Regions from separate parts of the Homo sapiens genome. Here region 2 is linked to region 1. Evidence: chromatin contacts called from ENCODE Hi-C data. All regions are on one chromosome and are shown on one strand. The core of a region is the stretch at or near the end of the contact, and the rest is flanking DNA. Distances in the headings are between cores, read along the strand shown.

Evidence for each region. A loop is a pair of places that touch in the nucleus more often than their neighbours do. Pooled maps may share reads with other maps.
Region 2: a loop to region 1 is called in a pooled map, with 2.2 times the contacts of the local background. The contact joins the promoter of HAGLROS here to the promoter of DLX2 in region 1. A Hi-C loop is called at or near these places in 5 of 50 pooled maps.

Annotation. Positions count from the first base shown.
Region 1 is chr2:172,098,697-172,106,435 of GRCh38, forward strand. DLX2 (distal-less homeobox 2) reads right to left here and starts at 4,204. Exons shown (of 3, transcript NM_004405.4): 1 at 3,443-4,204; 2 at 2,766-2,950; 3 at 742-2,248. The coding sequence starts at 3,842. The coding sequence ends at 1,847. DLX2-DT (DLX2 divergent transcript) reads left to right here and starts at 4,310. Exons shown (of 5, transcript NR_126376.1): 1 at 4,310-4,572; 2 at 5,242-5,336; 3 at 7,187-7,504. RefSeq lists silencers at 417-646, 4,006-4,205.
Region 2 is chr2:176,175,041-176,182,779 of GRCh38, forward strand. It overlaps HAGLROS (HAGLR opposite strand lncRNA), which reads left to right and starts at 3,126. Exons shown (of 2, transcript NR_110457.1): 1 at 3,126-3,213; 2 at 3,385-3,969. It overlaps HAGLR (HOXD antisense growth-associated long non-coding RNA), which reads right to left. Exons shown (of 3, transcript NR_033979.2): 2 at 2,292-2,454; 3 at 1-1,652. RefSeq lists an enhancer at 2,523-3,317.

The DNA of each region.
Region 1 (7,739 bases), core at 2,954-5,453:
TGACTTCGTGTGTCAGTGTTGTAAGAGTGTGATGGAGTATGAGTGTGTGATGTGACGGTGTTCGAGTGTGTGTCATTGTGTGTGCGCCTGAGAATATTTGAGCATGAGTGTGACTGTGAGAGTGTGTATCAGTATGGGTGAGTGTGTGCTAGTATAGATGGGCCTGTGACAGTGTGCTCAGTGTGTGATTGTGTGTTTGCGCGCGCTCGAGCACGGCCCCGTGTCGTTGGGGTCGGCTTGCATTCCAGAGCAGCCAGCCATGCCTCCCGAGGGTGACTCACAGAGCTCTCAGTTCAGTCCCGAAGGGCGGTGGGACAAACGGAGGGGAAGGTTCAAAGTAGGGTTCCGACCCTCAGGCTGCTGCAGAGCTCAGGTCCCTGACAGGAGGTCCCCCGCGGCGGCTGGGGTGCCGAGCCTGGCCATCTAGGCGGGCGCGGGGGCGGTGGCGCCGGCGCCGGAGGGGCAGGGCAGGCGGAGGCTGGAGCCGCTCCGCGCTGAGTGAGTCACCCCGCCGCCGGCCGGAGAATCCCTCGCGGGGACTCGGGAGGGGGCGGGGCGTGAAACCCCCGGTGCGGCCCCACGCCCAGCGCGCCTGTCCTCTCCTTGCCGCACCTCGCGGTGTCGCAGCCTCGGAAAGATGTAAACGTAGCTCTCGGCCGGCTGGCTTCCCGGCCTGGGCAGCGGCTTGAGCTCTGAGCACGTGACTGACCGGACCCTGGCACCAAGAAAAAAGCGCACACATCCAATGAAAACAATAATTTATTTAAATAATCTCTTCATATTGTAAAATCAACATTAAGAGCATGTTGTTTTCATAATAAATAACCCCAAAATACCTTTCATTTCAACAACAAAGACTTTAGGATACGATAAAACAAATCCAAATCAGTAGCTTAATTTAACTGAAATGTTTTTAAAGGAAAAAATAAAAAGGAGGGGTTGCTGAGGTCACTGCTAAACTGCAGTTTTCACAACTGGGGGTTTACAAAAAAGTCTGAAAAGATGAGTATTTTTATACAAATAAATCAGTGGGAAAATCTGCACAGACACCTTTATTTACAAACTCTGTGTCCAAGTCCAGGCTAATAATCCTGAATAGGTTTTAAAAAAGATAATTTAAACACATTTTTGCAGTGTTCACATATTAAAAAATCATTTTTTCAACGTCAAAATGAGGTCATCCGCAAAGGCACCTAAACTTTTAAAAAAATAACAAATAAAAAAACTCCACTGGTGATGGATGAGGAGAGAGCTGAGGGAGCGCTCCTGGGGGAGCGCGGTGGGGGTAAGATAAGGGATGGGGGCTCCGAGGGCTGGGAACTGCAGGAAGGAAAGAAGCGGCGGGGCCGCCCGGGTCAAGGGGCCACGTGGGGGAGGGCGGGCAGGCGGGACCGGGAGGTCAATAACTGCAGCGTCCGAGCTGAGCCCAGGGGAGCGGGCGAGGAGAAAGAAGCCTCAGAGCGCCCGGGAAGCCTCGCGCGCCTGGGAGGCTTCCATCTCCCGGGACCCAGCTCTCAGCCCGGGGCGAGGAAGGCGCCAGACAGGCTCACCCGGAGGGGAGGGAAGGCAAGTCCGAGGCGGGGCTCGAAACAGCCGAGACCCGGGGCTCAGGTCAGAAATGCGGCCTTTTAGGGAGGCCTTTGCCAAGCTGCTGTCCGGTTCCCCCGAGAGAGGGGCCCGTTTGGTGGCCCCGGGAGTGAGCAGGGCCTGAGACGGGCCACTGCAGGTCGCAGCCTGCAGGAGAGGTGGGTGGCGGCAGCGGGCCGGGAGGAGGGAACCCCGGCTCGGGGTAAGCAATGAGGATAAGTGGTCTCTGCTCTCAGTCTCTGGCGAGTTCTCCCTGGGGTTAGAAAATCGTCCCCGCGCTCACCGGGGCGCCCCCGCCGCCGTGATGGTGGTGGTGGTGATGCGGCTGCGGGGTCTGAGTGGGGTGCAGCAGCGGCGCCGTGGCCTGCAGGTGTGAGGCGGATCCCGAGGTCTGGTGGTACCAGGGGTAGTTGCCCAGAAAAGCCGAGGCCGCGCTGCTCGGGCTGGAGCCCGAGCTGCCGGCGCCGCTGCCGCCACTGCCCGGACCACCGCCGCCCGCCATCCGCTGCGGCACACCAAAGTCCCAGGAGGCCGGCGCTGAGACTGGCGGCGAAGCACAAGGTGGAGAAGCGCTGGCCCCAGGGTGCTGCTCCGAGGGGATCTCACCACTTTTCCACATCTTCTTGAACTTGGACCGGCGGTTCTGGAACCAGATTTTGACCTTTGAGGAAAAAGACCTGAGCATTAGTGGAGGAACCTAGTCTTGGGGCAGTAGGGGTTCGAAGAGGAGAAAAAAGAAGGCAGAGAAAAACCGCTGGCTAGCGGTGGGCAGCGAGCGCCCTGGGGAGATAAGAGGATCACGGGCGGCGGCCTTCGAGGCTCTGCCGGTTCCTGCTCCCTGGGGAGGTAATTGCCAAAAGGCCAGGACTGCTGGTGTACGTGCACTGTGATGATGGTGACAGCGGGAGGGTGAGGAGGGCCAGTTATTTCACCCGCTTAATCAGTAGCGAGAGGTACGGGATTTCTGTCCACCCGGTCCCTTTCCTTCCCTCCCACGGCGGCCCCTTGGGGGTTTCCAGCTTTGGGCCTAGAAGCTTACTTAGGGCCGCTCGAGGCGCAGGCCTGGAAATCCTTAAAAGTACTTAAAATGAACTTTAAAAAGCATTGTCCTAAACCCGCCTGCTTCCCAGCCATCTCAGGCCCGCGCTCTCCTCGCCCCTGCAGGGCGCGAGCCCCACCTGAGTCTGGGTGAGGCCCAGAGAGGCCGCCAGCTCGGCTCGCTCCGGCAAGGCCAAGTATTGAGTCTTTTGGAAACGCCGCTGAAGAGCCGCCAGCTGGAAACTGGAGTAGATGGTGCGGGGTTTCCGGACTTTCTTTGGCTTCCCGTTCACTATCCGAATTTCAGGCTCAAGGTCCTCCTTCTCTGCAACGATAAAGAATCGTAAGAACAGCGCAACCCAGGGGTCCTGGAGTTCCCGCCCTCCTAGAGGGCCCGGCGGGGGGGACTTGGCTTGAGCAAAGAGGTGGGTGCACTGAACTGTGGCGCCACGGGCAGGCGCAACTTCGCAGCGTGCGATCGGAGCCGCCACCGACCCCGGGAGCTGTACCCTCCAGGGAAGGGGGAGACAAGTGCACACCCAAGAGAAAGAAGCTGGTGGCAAGGAGATGCCCTTATGAGGCAGGCAGAGCACGCCCACTTGGCTCTTGAGGCCACCAGGTCCTACCAAAGGAGAGAGGGACGTAACCGGCGACCTGCGGCAGATTGGAGGCTGGGGAGGGTAAAGGGCACAAGCGGGCGGTGAGCAGGCAGCGTGAAAATCCAGAGCTTTCGAAGGCCCCCCGCCCCAAACACGTTTACCCATCCATCCCATTAACTAGACCGACTCGGCACTCTTGACTTCAGCGTTATGCATACCAGGCTCGTTGTTGGCTGGGGACGAACTGGTTCCATAGGGAGCGTAGGAGGTGTAGGCGGCGGTGTAGCCCAGGTCATAGCTGCTCTTGGCGGAGTAAGGGACGTTGTTGAGGCCGCTGGCTTGGTACTGGTAGGAACCCATGTGCGCGTAGGGCGAGCCCCCGCCGCCGCCGCCGCCCGCCGGGTGCTGCTGGTTGGTGTAGTAGCTGCTGTCGGTGGCGGTGGACACCGGAAGGGTGGGCGACTCCTGGGGCTTGTGGAGGCTGCTGCTGCTGCTGCTGTTGCCACCCGGGCCGGCGCCGCCGCCGCTCGGGGGCTGCTGGTGCTGGTGGTACGTGCTGGAGGCGGCGATCTGGGTCGAGTGCATATCAGCCACTAGACTGTCAAAGACTCCAGTCATCCTGGCCCGAGACGGGAAAGAGCAGAGGTGGCGGGCGTGCGGGGGAAGCCAGGCGCCTCCTCTGTCTCTCCCGGTCCCCTCCAGCAGCCAATGTAATTACGGGGGTGGTGGTGGGGAAACAAGAAAGGAGGCAACCGTCTAGGCGCCTCCTCCTCCGGGGGAGGCGATCACCGTGCGCTGCTCGGGACAGCTGCCTCTGGTCGCATCCTCTTTCGGCCTCTGGGCCCGCTCGGCTCCTTGCCCAGCGCGAGCGCGGGCTCTGGCGGGGGGCGGGCAGTGGAGGGGGCAGGGGTGGCTGGGCCGGGTCGGGGCTCTGGGAGGCGGGAGCAGGTGAGCGGCCCCGAGCGGCTTTACGATTGTCTGCCAGGCGGGCTCCTGAAGTGTGGGCATTTAACACTCGTCACGTGAGCGCTGGCGACGTCACCTAGCAACAGCCAATCAGAAGCAAACGGCCGCGGAGCTCCGGGAACGCCCGGCCAAGGGGCGGGCGTCACATGGTGGGCGCTGTGGCTGCGGCTGCGGCTGCAGCGGCCCCAGGTGCAAACAGACTGCCGCCGAATGTGAGCAGCGAGGCGAGGGGTCGAGGTAGCGAGGAGTCAGGGTGGCCCGCAGCAGGAAGACAGAAGGCGTGGAGACAGACTGGCGTTTTGCCTCAGAGGAAGAAGTGGGGTCCCCTCTCCCATTCTGTGAGCAAGTGCCAGTTCCAGTGATTCGTACTTTCATGTCCGAGGTCAGTTTTCAAACACATTAAAGTACATCGGTGCCCAGAGTCCAGCCAGCTCTATCTTCACTTTTCCTCGAAGTGTCTGGCATTTATTCTTGTTAGCCACTCGGCACTTGACATAATCAATTGATTTAATTATCCACAAACCACGTGTAATGCTCGCTTCTTAACCAATCCGCAGGGATATTAGGACAATTAATCATATAATATTGAAACGGGTTTTCCTTGTTGCTTCAAAGAGAAGCTACATAAACTTAAAGGTATTATTGCTAATAGTATATTTGAAACCACTTTCCCTGGTACTTTCCCGACACGCGAGACTCTGAGTAATTATATACGTTTGATAAGTAAATGACACCCTGAAAGCCATCCCGAGGACTTCCTCCTTCGGGTGGAAAGGTTCACCAGTTGTCCTTGAAAATTCGATGCTCTTGCGAAAAAGGAAATAGGATAATAGGTGAGATTATAGATTTATCAAGTAGATACTAGATTTATCACTTCTCTGTAAATTTACAACAAATATAAAAAGTTTTATCTGGTTTGTTGAATTTAATCCTGTTTTACAGTTTTGCATTTTAGGACCCTGTTCTACCCTATCATTGCAATTTTTTTCTTTTCCCTCTGTTTTTTAAAAAATCGGAAATGGTGACTTCCTCTGTCTCTATAACCTTGTAGTTGGAAACCTTGGCCCGACGGTGATGGACTGCACGACTTGCTGGACTCCCAAGTCCGAAGTTCCTGCGGCAGCGCTTGCTTTGTGGCGCCACCTGGTGGGCAGTGTGCGAGGTTGCGGGGGGCGGGGTAGACGGTCTAATCACGCCCAGGCGCCAGCCTCTGAAACCCCCCAAAAGAACAAAATAGTAATTAAAAGCCACAAAATTGTGCTAGTGCGCACCATCTGAAGCACCCTTTCCTAAAGACATAACATGTCGCTGAAAGAACTTGTTAAAACAACTGTCTGATAGAAAACAAGTTGATACCTTCAAAAATATGATCTTTGGTCTTCTTCCCCATAAAAAGCAAGTGTGTAATTAAAACTCCAGCATTCACACAGAGAAATAATGAGATAGGTAATGCGCCTTTAAGTCTACCTGGATTTAGTTCCCAGCTTTTTTTTGGTTAAGGAAGGCCCCTAGATGGAAAGCGCCAGCTTATGAGAAACGTTGGAGGTGGAGCTCACCTCCACCCACCTGCATTGCTTTATGCGGTTCTCTGCCTACTTTGTGGGCCTCAGCTGCAAAACCAACCTCTTGATATTGAAACATGATTGCCTTTTGGTGTTTTTTTGTTTGTTTTTGTTTTTTTGAGACGGAGTCTCACTCTGTCACCCAGGCTGGAGTGCAGTGGCGCCATCTTGGCTCACTGCAACCTCCACCTCCTGGGTTCAAGCGATTCTCCTGCCTCAGCCTCGTAAGTAGCTGGGATTACAGGCGCGCGCCACCACTCCCGGCTAATTTTCGTATTTTTAGTAGAGATGGGGTTTCACCATGTTGGTCAGGCTGGTCTCGAATTCCTGACCTCGTGATCTGCCCGCCTTTTGGTGTTTTGACTTCAAATTCCAACTCTTTCTGTCACCACAGTGGTAGCTGCTTTGATCTAATGTAGAAAAAAAATTCCCTGAAAAAGACAATTTTAAAAATCCAACCGCCTGCTGGGCACGGTGGCTCACACCTGTAATCCCAGCACTTTGGGAGGCCAAGGCGGGCAAATCACCTGAGGTCAGGAGTTCGAGACCAGCCTGGCCAACATAATGAAACCCCATCTCTATTAAAAATACAAAAATTAGCCAGGTTTGCTGGTGGGAGCCCGTAATCCAAGCTACTTGGGAGGCCGAGGCAGGAGATTCACTTGAGCTGGCGAGGCAGAGGTTGCAGTGAGCCAAGATCATGACAAGATCATGCCATTGCACTGCAGCCTGGGTGACAGAGCGAGACTCTGACTCAAAAAAAAAAAAAAAAAAAAAAAATCCAACCACCATGTCTTCTTCTCTCTGTTCTTTGTTCCCACCCTAAATATGTTCTCCAGGCTTTTTCATGATGGCAAATTTGTTGTATTTTATTTATTCAGTAACTTCCATTAATTAGCAGCCCAAAGTCTAGATCAGCTGGGATCTGGAAAATGGTTTCTTTCTGGAAGGAAATGACTGGAGCCCCACTTTATCTGTAAAACAAAGGATTGTGTACATGGGGGAAAGAGGGGGCAAAGAAGAGACCAGAGGCAATGAGCAAGCGGGGAGAGTGTGAGGGAGGGGGAAAGGGAGACAGAACGCACAACTGCATTTGGAGAATCAAGTAGAGACTTGAGGTATCAGTTCTGATAATTTGAACACAAGTCTGGGTTTAGCCAAATTATCTGATTACTGCACCACAATGTCCAAACGATTTGCTTACTTTGGTCTGAAGTCAGGGAAGCAGTGGCATAGGGAATTGACAGTTTTGTCTACAGTCAGAGTGACGCCCGTCTCCTTAGTGATCTGAGAGGAGTGAAGGGGAGGCTTAAAACGAGTTTGGGAGAACACTGGTGCTTGAGGGCGGCCAGCTACCTCTTCTGCCCCAGGGCACTTTCTTTCCCCTTCTCTGTTTTCGGATTTCTCTGACTTCGGCATTCTTTTGCTCCGCAGGAACATAGAGAACGGTGGGGGTAAATAAGGGGAGCCTGAAGTTTCTGCTCTGTGCTTGCGTGTTCGAATCCCATCGCTGAGACTTTCTTCTGCTTTGGATCGCTTGTCCCAGGCTGACGCCGCGCTGCGACCTCTCCCCTCGTAGGAGCCTAACGCCAACCCCTGCGCCAGGCAGGGATGGAATCATCATTCTCATTGTATAGATGGACACTGAGGCTCGAGAACGGAAACGACTTCTTTTGAGTTGGGTGCCTCTCCCCCCTTGCCAGGCAGCCGCCTTTCTCTGTTGCCATAGCACAAATCACAAGGGTATTTATGGTAAGCCTTAGTTGAACAGCTCCAGGTCTCCAGAAGACGGCGAGCTGGAGAGGACAAGTCTGCGCTTTGCTCTCAGACCCTTGCCCCACCGCTAGCCTGGGGCAGGATTCCAGCCTTCGCCTAGCCGGGCGCTTTGCTCTGCCGGGCTATTGGGCGTCCTCCGCTGCACAGAAAGCCAGCCCAGTTGGGTATTACTGGGGAGAGGATGCCTCCTGTCGGCAGGGAGCTAGGGTGG
Region 2 (7,739 bases), core at 1,876-4,375, 4.1 Mb after region 1:
ACTGCCTGAGGTTGCAAACCTTTATTTCCCAGCGCCACCCCCTCTCCGACTGAGGTTTGCACACACAGTCGCCTCCTCCCCCGCCACCGCCGGCGGTACACACTCGGCTGGGTTCCCGCTCTGCAAGGGAAGGTCACAATAGCTGCTCTATCGGCTGCGGAGGCGCCTGCCGCCTCCCTCCCGAGTCTCAGAAGCAGAAAAACAAGAGAATGGGGGAGGGGAGGCCCCAGCAACAGCGCCCTTTGCGGGAGGCAACCTCCACCCTAGCCAGGGTCTCTCTCCTGGGACGAGTGCTCGCAGAGGGTTGCGGGGAGGGCAAAGGGAGCGCACCAAGACCACCAGGCTGCTCCAGGCCTTGCCGCAGGGCGCTGGGTTGAGGGTGCCCGGAGCAGCCGCGCCATTGTGTGTCAGGTTTTCCCACGGGATCCGTGATGGGGGAGGCCATATAAAGGGAGCTCGGATCCGGGCCTCTCCGGCATTGGTCTCTGGGAGGGTCTACCTCGTTTGCCCAAGGGGAAGAAATGGCTCTGTCTCAGGCCTTAGCCAGCTCTGCTTTTTTCCTAGAGACTACTTTGGGGAAGGTGGGGATCAGGGAGATTGTGGGTCCTCCTGGGGTCTGAAGAAAGGGGTCAGGGCAGGATCTCAGGCCCATGGCTGAGGGGTGGCAGTCGTCTGGACATTCTAGGTGGTTCTGTCCAGGCAATCAAATATGAATTAAGGCAGGATAGCTGTGAGGCAGCCAGAATGGCCAGCTGCAAAACGGGAGGTGGGGGTGGGGAAGGAGATGCAGACAGTGAGAGCTTTCCCTGCAACCAAGAAAAACTCAGGATCCAGCCAGGAGTTGAAGTGCTGAGACCCAACTGAACTAGCCAGGAAGAATGGGGAAGTGGCAGAAGAAAGGCCTGGAGAGTAGTCCTGGTCACTGGTAAGCAGGTCAGAAAGGGCGATTAAGTACATATTCTGTCTCCTGGCTTTCAGACCTCCACCTTATCCAGGGACCTGACAGAGAAAAATCTGCCTCTGATGGAATCATTAAGTTAACCATCCATTTGTACCATTTCTTTGTACAGGCTTTCAAACGAGAGAGAGGAGAGAATACAGGAGGAGAATGTTTCCCCTTGGTGCAGCCCCAAGCTCCCTATCAGAGACACATCAGCCAAATTAGTTTCCGAGGCTCACAGGCTGCTAACATTGCTGAACAAGATTTTTCGAATTTCTATGTGTTAGGAGTATTAAAAGATAGTGATTACCTATACTAGCAGCCTTTGTCCCTTTTCTCTTCCCTAGTCTGTACCAGCCCACTGGCCCTTGAGTGAAGTGCATCTTCTCAGCCTGCGGACTTGGGAGCTCAGGCTCTCCATCTGTTGAGGTTTTTCATTAGGGAGACTACAGAGGATGTGTGTGGGTGTGTGTTTGAATAACAAAGAAGTAACCCTTCATTCTAATAAAAGTGTTCCTCTGCTTGACCTGGAGGAGCCAGAAGCTTGTTTATACCTTCAGTATTCAAGGGACAGTCACAGGCCTGTTTTGACCTTTTCCTGAGAATTAGCTGAAACTTCCCTCTGAAGTCAAGTAGTGAATCTGTTATAGGTCTAAGGAAGGTCCTCTTCATCTGGGAGTTCTTGGCATTACTTTGGTCCTTCTTTCAGAAACTGAAAGAAAAGAATAGGAAGAACAGAAGTTTGTGAGTAGGCAGGAAGGGACATGGATGACCCCAGTCTTCACAGGACTATGGCCTGATCACTTCGAGGCACTGCAACTTCCCAGAGTATATATGTAGGGCTTGGGTTGAGTGGCCCTGTTCCGACACTTTGGGCACAGGGAGCTGAGACTGGGCTGTCACTAGCCAAGCCCTTACCATCTTTGAGGGCTGGTTCTTAGATCTCTCTTGCAGAAGGCCTGGATAGAAAGGAGAAAGATTGGGTATATTGGGAGGCTGAGACAGGAGAATCGTTTGTACCTGGGAGGCAAGGTTGCAGTGAGCTGAGATCACACCATTGCACTCCAGCCTGGGCATCAAGAGTGAAACTCTATCTCAAAAAAAAAAAAAAAAAAAAAAAAAGATTGGGTACATAAGTCCTCTGCACTTTCTGCACTGGTGATGCTGGAGAGGAAGGACGGTGAATGATAAGAATCATCACAGAGGATGAAATCTTAGTTCTCATTGTTCCCTTCTTTTCTACTCCAGCTACAAATGCCCTTATCTTTGGAGTCCAAGGTTGGGAACAAATGGATTTAAGTACCTGGCCTAAAGCCTATTCCTAAAAACTTCCCTCAGGTTTCACACCTACCTTGGCAAGTTGGAAAGTGCAAAGACAATATAAGGGCCCATTTTCAGGCCAGGTCCAGCATGAAACAGAGTGAACAAAATTAGTTCCACACATTAGGGAAGAGCCAAGTCAGACGAATATCCAATCATTTGCAGTAGTAGAGGCAGGTGAAGGGTCCCCAGATCTGTAAGGCAGGAGTTACTGCATGAGTCTTTCTGTCCTAGATCTTGGGCAAAATGTCCTGATTGGTTCCTATAGCTAGTCTGGATTATTTTAAGGAAAGAATACTACCTGGAGAAATCATAAAAGCTGGGTTTTAACATTAGTAAGGGCCAGAAGAATTTAAATCCTAATTTAAACCAAAATTCATGGAGAGCTCTGGTACAGGCAGTGTTTTTACCTGGGAAGCAGGGCTCAAAACCTGGCCAGGAGGTCTTGTTGGGCCAGGAATGTCCGTGGTTGGTGAGGAGGCTGGGAGAAGGCCTTTTTGATGGCTCCATTGTTCACAGCGCTGCCCTACAAATACCATATCCGTCCCCACCTCCTCTGCAAGGGTCGAGCGGAAGAGTAGGTCTGGTGAGCTGAGCTCTAGGGAGCTGGTACCATCTTCCCTCAATCCCCCTCGGTTACCCCTTGGGGCAGCAACGACGCCATCCCAGCCCCTTCCAGAGAACACACAAAGGAAGCCCCACCCGTCCTTAGACCTGAGGACACGCTCGGGAGCGGGCTGACGTGGACCCCGTTTCAGGGCGCCCCGGGCCCCTGCGGGGAACAATAGCCGCCGCCTCCTGGGCGGTCTGGCGGGCGCGCGGCACAAACGTCCGCGCCGCCACGTGATGCGCGCGCTCGTTCCGCGCTCTCCGCGCCTCAGCGAGCGGCCAGGCTGCGGGCGGGGTGGGCTGGCGCTCCTGATCCACCTGGAACACTTTTGCAAAGACAGACGGTGAGTTAATCACCCTACCGGCTGGCGGCCGCGTCCCCTCTCGCCCGCGAGGAGGACTGGAGAAGGGGCTGGGGTGGAGGTTTTCTCTGTGTGTGTCTAGGGTTGGGGGCAGGAGAGGTTAGTTCTATTAAGAGTTCATCAATCACCCGGTGTGCACTTTTCGCTCGACAGCGGTTCCTCCTACTTCAGAGCAAGTCTGGGCCAGCTGGGATCCGACCAGAAATCGCAAGCGGAGGAGACGCAGTAGCGCAGGCTGAGCGCTAACTGAAGGCGCGACCTGAGCCCGGCGCCTGCTGGGGAGCTGCGCAGCCAGGACAGCGGTCGGCAGCACAGGGCCTGGGCGCAGGGCCCGCCGTCACCACCTCACGTCGGAAGCCAGCACTGCTGCCCGCCAGCCCTGCCGCCTGCCCTCGGACTTCCCAGGGCGCCCAGGGTCCTCCCAACGCGCCTGCACCCACACCCGCCCCTGAGCCACAGTGACCTTGCATTCCCCGCCCCCTGCCACACCTCCTGCGTGCCCGAGTGTCACCCTTAAATACCGCTCTACACCCAGAGAGGGACGAATACACCTCTGAAGACAGGGCAAGACTAATTTCAATGGGTCAGAAGGTTCTTGCAGGCACTGTTTTATTTAAGAGTGCCTATTTACTGGCAGGAGTATTTGTGTGGGAGGAAGTAGGCTAAGACTGCTGTTGAACTTGAAGCTAAACTTGAATGCCATTTAAAATAACAATAAAAATATACTTAAAACACCAATCACAATGATATGACTCACCTCTTTCCAGTGTGGAGGAAACACTCCAGTATTTTTACCTCCGTTCTTTCCGGTGTATTTTAAGAACACCCTAAAGGGATAGACAGTAAGTGTCTGAGGGTAGTCACTAGCATTAGAGCTGTTTACAGCAGGAGGGTTTGGTGGAGTTAGTGGTGAAGCATTTTTATAACCCTTCTGGAGTGGTCATGCTGTTCTCTTTGTAAATCCTAACAAGGTTCCAGCCTAGTTCCCCTTTTACCCTTTTTTGCTGCGGGACTTCAGCTGAGATGTTTCTGAAGTTAGTAAATGTGTTGCCTCAGGCCACAGAAAATAGTCCCTGAAGGAAAGAAAGCCTCAGCTTTGCCCCCTCTTCCTTCAGCCTTCTCTCCCTTCATCCTCTTGGGTGGAAAATTAACTTGCTTTGGAAAAATGTTCTACCATCTTGCTTCAGATAGATATAAGCTGAAGCATTAAGCCTCACACAGTGTCCTGAACTCACTGAGCAATGAAACTACTGGTCCTGCTGTCCTTGGTTCAGTCTGTTCCTCCTCCTTGCCTTTCACCAATTTCTAGTGAACAGCTCCTATACACACTGTGCTGGGCTCTGGGATACAAAGACAAGTCACTGATGGTGTATGCTCTTCAATCTAGTGGGGAAGAGAAATAATCTTAAAACAATATGACAGGTGCTATAACAGAGGTGTGGTCAAAATGTTCCTCTAATAAAAAAGGAGCCACTAGTAGTACTATAATGTCAAAAAAAATAGTTTCAGAGGAGGTGAATTCGGGTTCCTGAAACATAAGCGTTTTTCAGGCCAAGAAGGGAAGCCATACCAGGTAGAGAGGACAACTCATGCAAAAGCAAAGAGGGAGGAAAAAGCAAAGTCTGGGCTTGGAACAAGGAGAGTACTTTGGAGTGTGGTTATCCTGGCTGAAAAGAGAGGTTGCACAGGGTTCACGTGAAGGAGTCTGGACCTACTCTCTAGAGACTGGGGAGCCACTGCAGGTTTTAAGCTGGGATGTGAAGTTATGTATTTTGAAGCTAACTCAGGGATGCTGTGTCTGATTGGAGAAAGGAGAGACACGAGGCAAGAAGAACAAAATAGGAGGCAACCGCAACAACACAGCAGAGAGAGGAACTAATGTAACAAGAGTGAAGAGAAAAGACATTTAGAGGTAGAATTCACAGGACTTAGTGATCAATTGGATGAGTAAAAGAGGAGTTGTGGATGTTAATCTCTAGATTTGAGGGACTGAGTCACGTCATTCACTAAAATGAATAGAGGAGGGAGAAGAGAAGGCTTTGCAAGGAATCTAATGAGTTCGGTTGCAGTCTACACTGTATTTTCTGCTTTGCTACTGATACACTGTGTGGCCCTAAGCAACCCACTTAATCTTTCTGGACTTCAGTTTCATCAGTGAAAGAGTCAATAAAGATATCTACCTCATAGGCTTATCATTAGAGTTGTATGGGAATGCGTGTTAGATATTGGTATCTTCACCAGGTCCAAGTGAGTGTTCTATATAAAGCTAAAACCTAGGAAAAACACACCCGCACTCACACCATGCTGATGAATACTTAGATCCTGGGTGTCCAGTGAGAAATGTCTTAGAGAAATTAAAAACAACAACATCCTACTGCTTCCTAGATATTGAATCCAAGCTAATGTTTAGGACTAGGTCAGATCAAATTGCTATTCAGAGCCCTCTCCTTCAAGAGCGGTACTTGCTGGAGGATTCATGCAGTAATGTGTTCTTGGTATCAAACCACTAAAGAGGTCTTTTAGCAGATGTCAGAAAGCTTCAATGCTTTTTTTTTTTTTTAAAATATCATGTGTCTTTCAGGGAATGCTTGAAGCCACCTACTCTCTTTTGAACCTCCTTGAGCCCTGTGTGGAATGGTGTAGTATAGAGAAGAGTGCTGAACATCTGACTTTGGCCATTTACACCGGGTGTGATTACAGCAAGTTGGTTATCTTTTCTGTGTTAGTATTATCATTTGTAATACAGAATTATGAAAGGCTCAAGATAAGGAAGAGAGATATTTTGGGAGATGTTATAAGAGTAAATAAAAGGTATTATTTTTCACTTATCAGATTGGCCAACATAAAAACTTCAACATCCCATTGACTTGGCAAAGGTGTGAGGAGACAGGAACTCTCATATATTGCTGATAGAGGTATAAATTAATTTATTTCTGTGGAGAAATGTATTAAAACTCACAGTGCACATATCTTTTGACTAAATCATTTCACTTCTACAAATTTTTCTAATAGGTAAAAGCTTGACCATGTGTTTGTAATAGCAAAAGGTTGAAAACAAGCTATATGCCCACCAACAGGGAATGGCTAAATGAATTGTGGCAGGTGTATACAGTAGAACAGTATGAAGTTATAAAAGTAAACCAGGGCCAGACGCCGTGGCTCACATCTGTAATCCCAGCACTTCGGGAAGCCAAGGCTGGCAGATCACTCAAGCCCAGGAGTTTGAGACCAGCCTGGTTTTGTAGAGATGAAACCTTATCTCTACAAAAAATACAAAAATTAGCTGGATGTGCTTGTGCATGCCTGTAATCTCAGCTACTCAGAAGGGTGAGGTGGGAGGATCACCTGAGCCCCGAGAAGGTTGAGGCTGCAGGGAGCCATGATTGCACCACTGCACTCCAGCCTCAGCGACACAGTCAGACCCTGTCTCAAACAACAACAACAAATCCAGGAAGTTATGTGTGGATATATATGGAATGGTCTGAAAGATACAATAGGGGGAAAAGCATGGTGCGAAAAAGTCTGCCTAGCATGCTACCATTTGTGTAAAAACCTGTGGAGTACACACACACACACACATATATATAAATTATGCTAGTAAAAAGTGTCTCTGTAAAGATACACAAGTTGGTTGCTTATGTGAAGGGGAACTAGGTAGCTGGGAACAAGAGTGGGAGGAAGACTTTTCACTGTATACCCCTTTGTACCCTTTGAATCTTGAAGCAAGCATATTTAAATTTATTACTCTTTTGAAAAAATAAAAGAAGTCGGGCACAGTGGCTCTCACCTATAACCCCAGCACTTTGGGAGGCTGAGGCAGGTGGGTCACCTGAGGTCAGGAGTTCGAGACCAGCCTGGCCAACATGGTAAAACCCCATCTCTACTAAAAATACAAAAATCAGCTGGGCATGGTGGCACAAGTCTGTAGTCCCAGCTACACAGAAGCTGAGGCAGGAGAATCACTTGAACCCAGGGGGTGGGGGTTGCAGTGAGCCAAGATCACACCACTGCCCTCCAGCCTGGGCAACAGAGCAAGATTCTGTCTCATAAAAAAATTAAAAAAAAAAAAAAAAGGAACAGAGCAGAGGGTGCGGGGAGGGAGAAGATCAGGAAAAATAACTAATGGGTACTAGGCTTAATACCTGGGTGATGAAATAATCTGTACAACAAACCCTCATGATACACGTTTATCTATTTAACAAACCTGCACATGTATCCCTGAACTTAAAAGTTACAAAACAAAACAATGCCATTACTCACCCTGACTAAAATGATAAAGGAACAACAACAAAAAAATGTTTAGTACAAGTGACCTGGGTGTGCCTGTGTGTGTTCATATGTGTCCTTATTTGTACTTGCTCTATCCAGCAAAATTAATCTTGGGATACCTCTTGTTTTATTCCCCCAGGGCCCTGATGCTGATCAACCTCAACGATAATGAGGGGATTCTTCACTGTTGCTTGGTGCTGGGGTCACAGGTCTGTCTCTACCCTCTCTTCTAGGAGGAC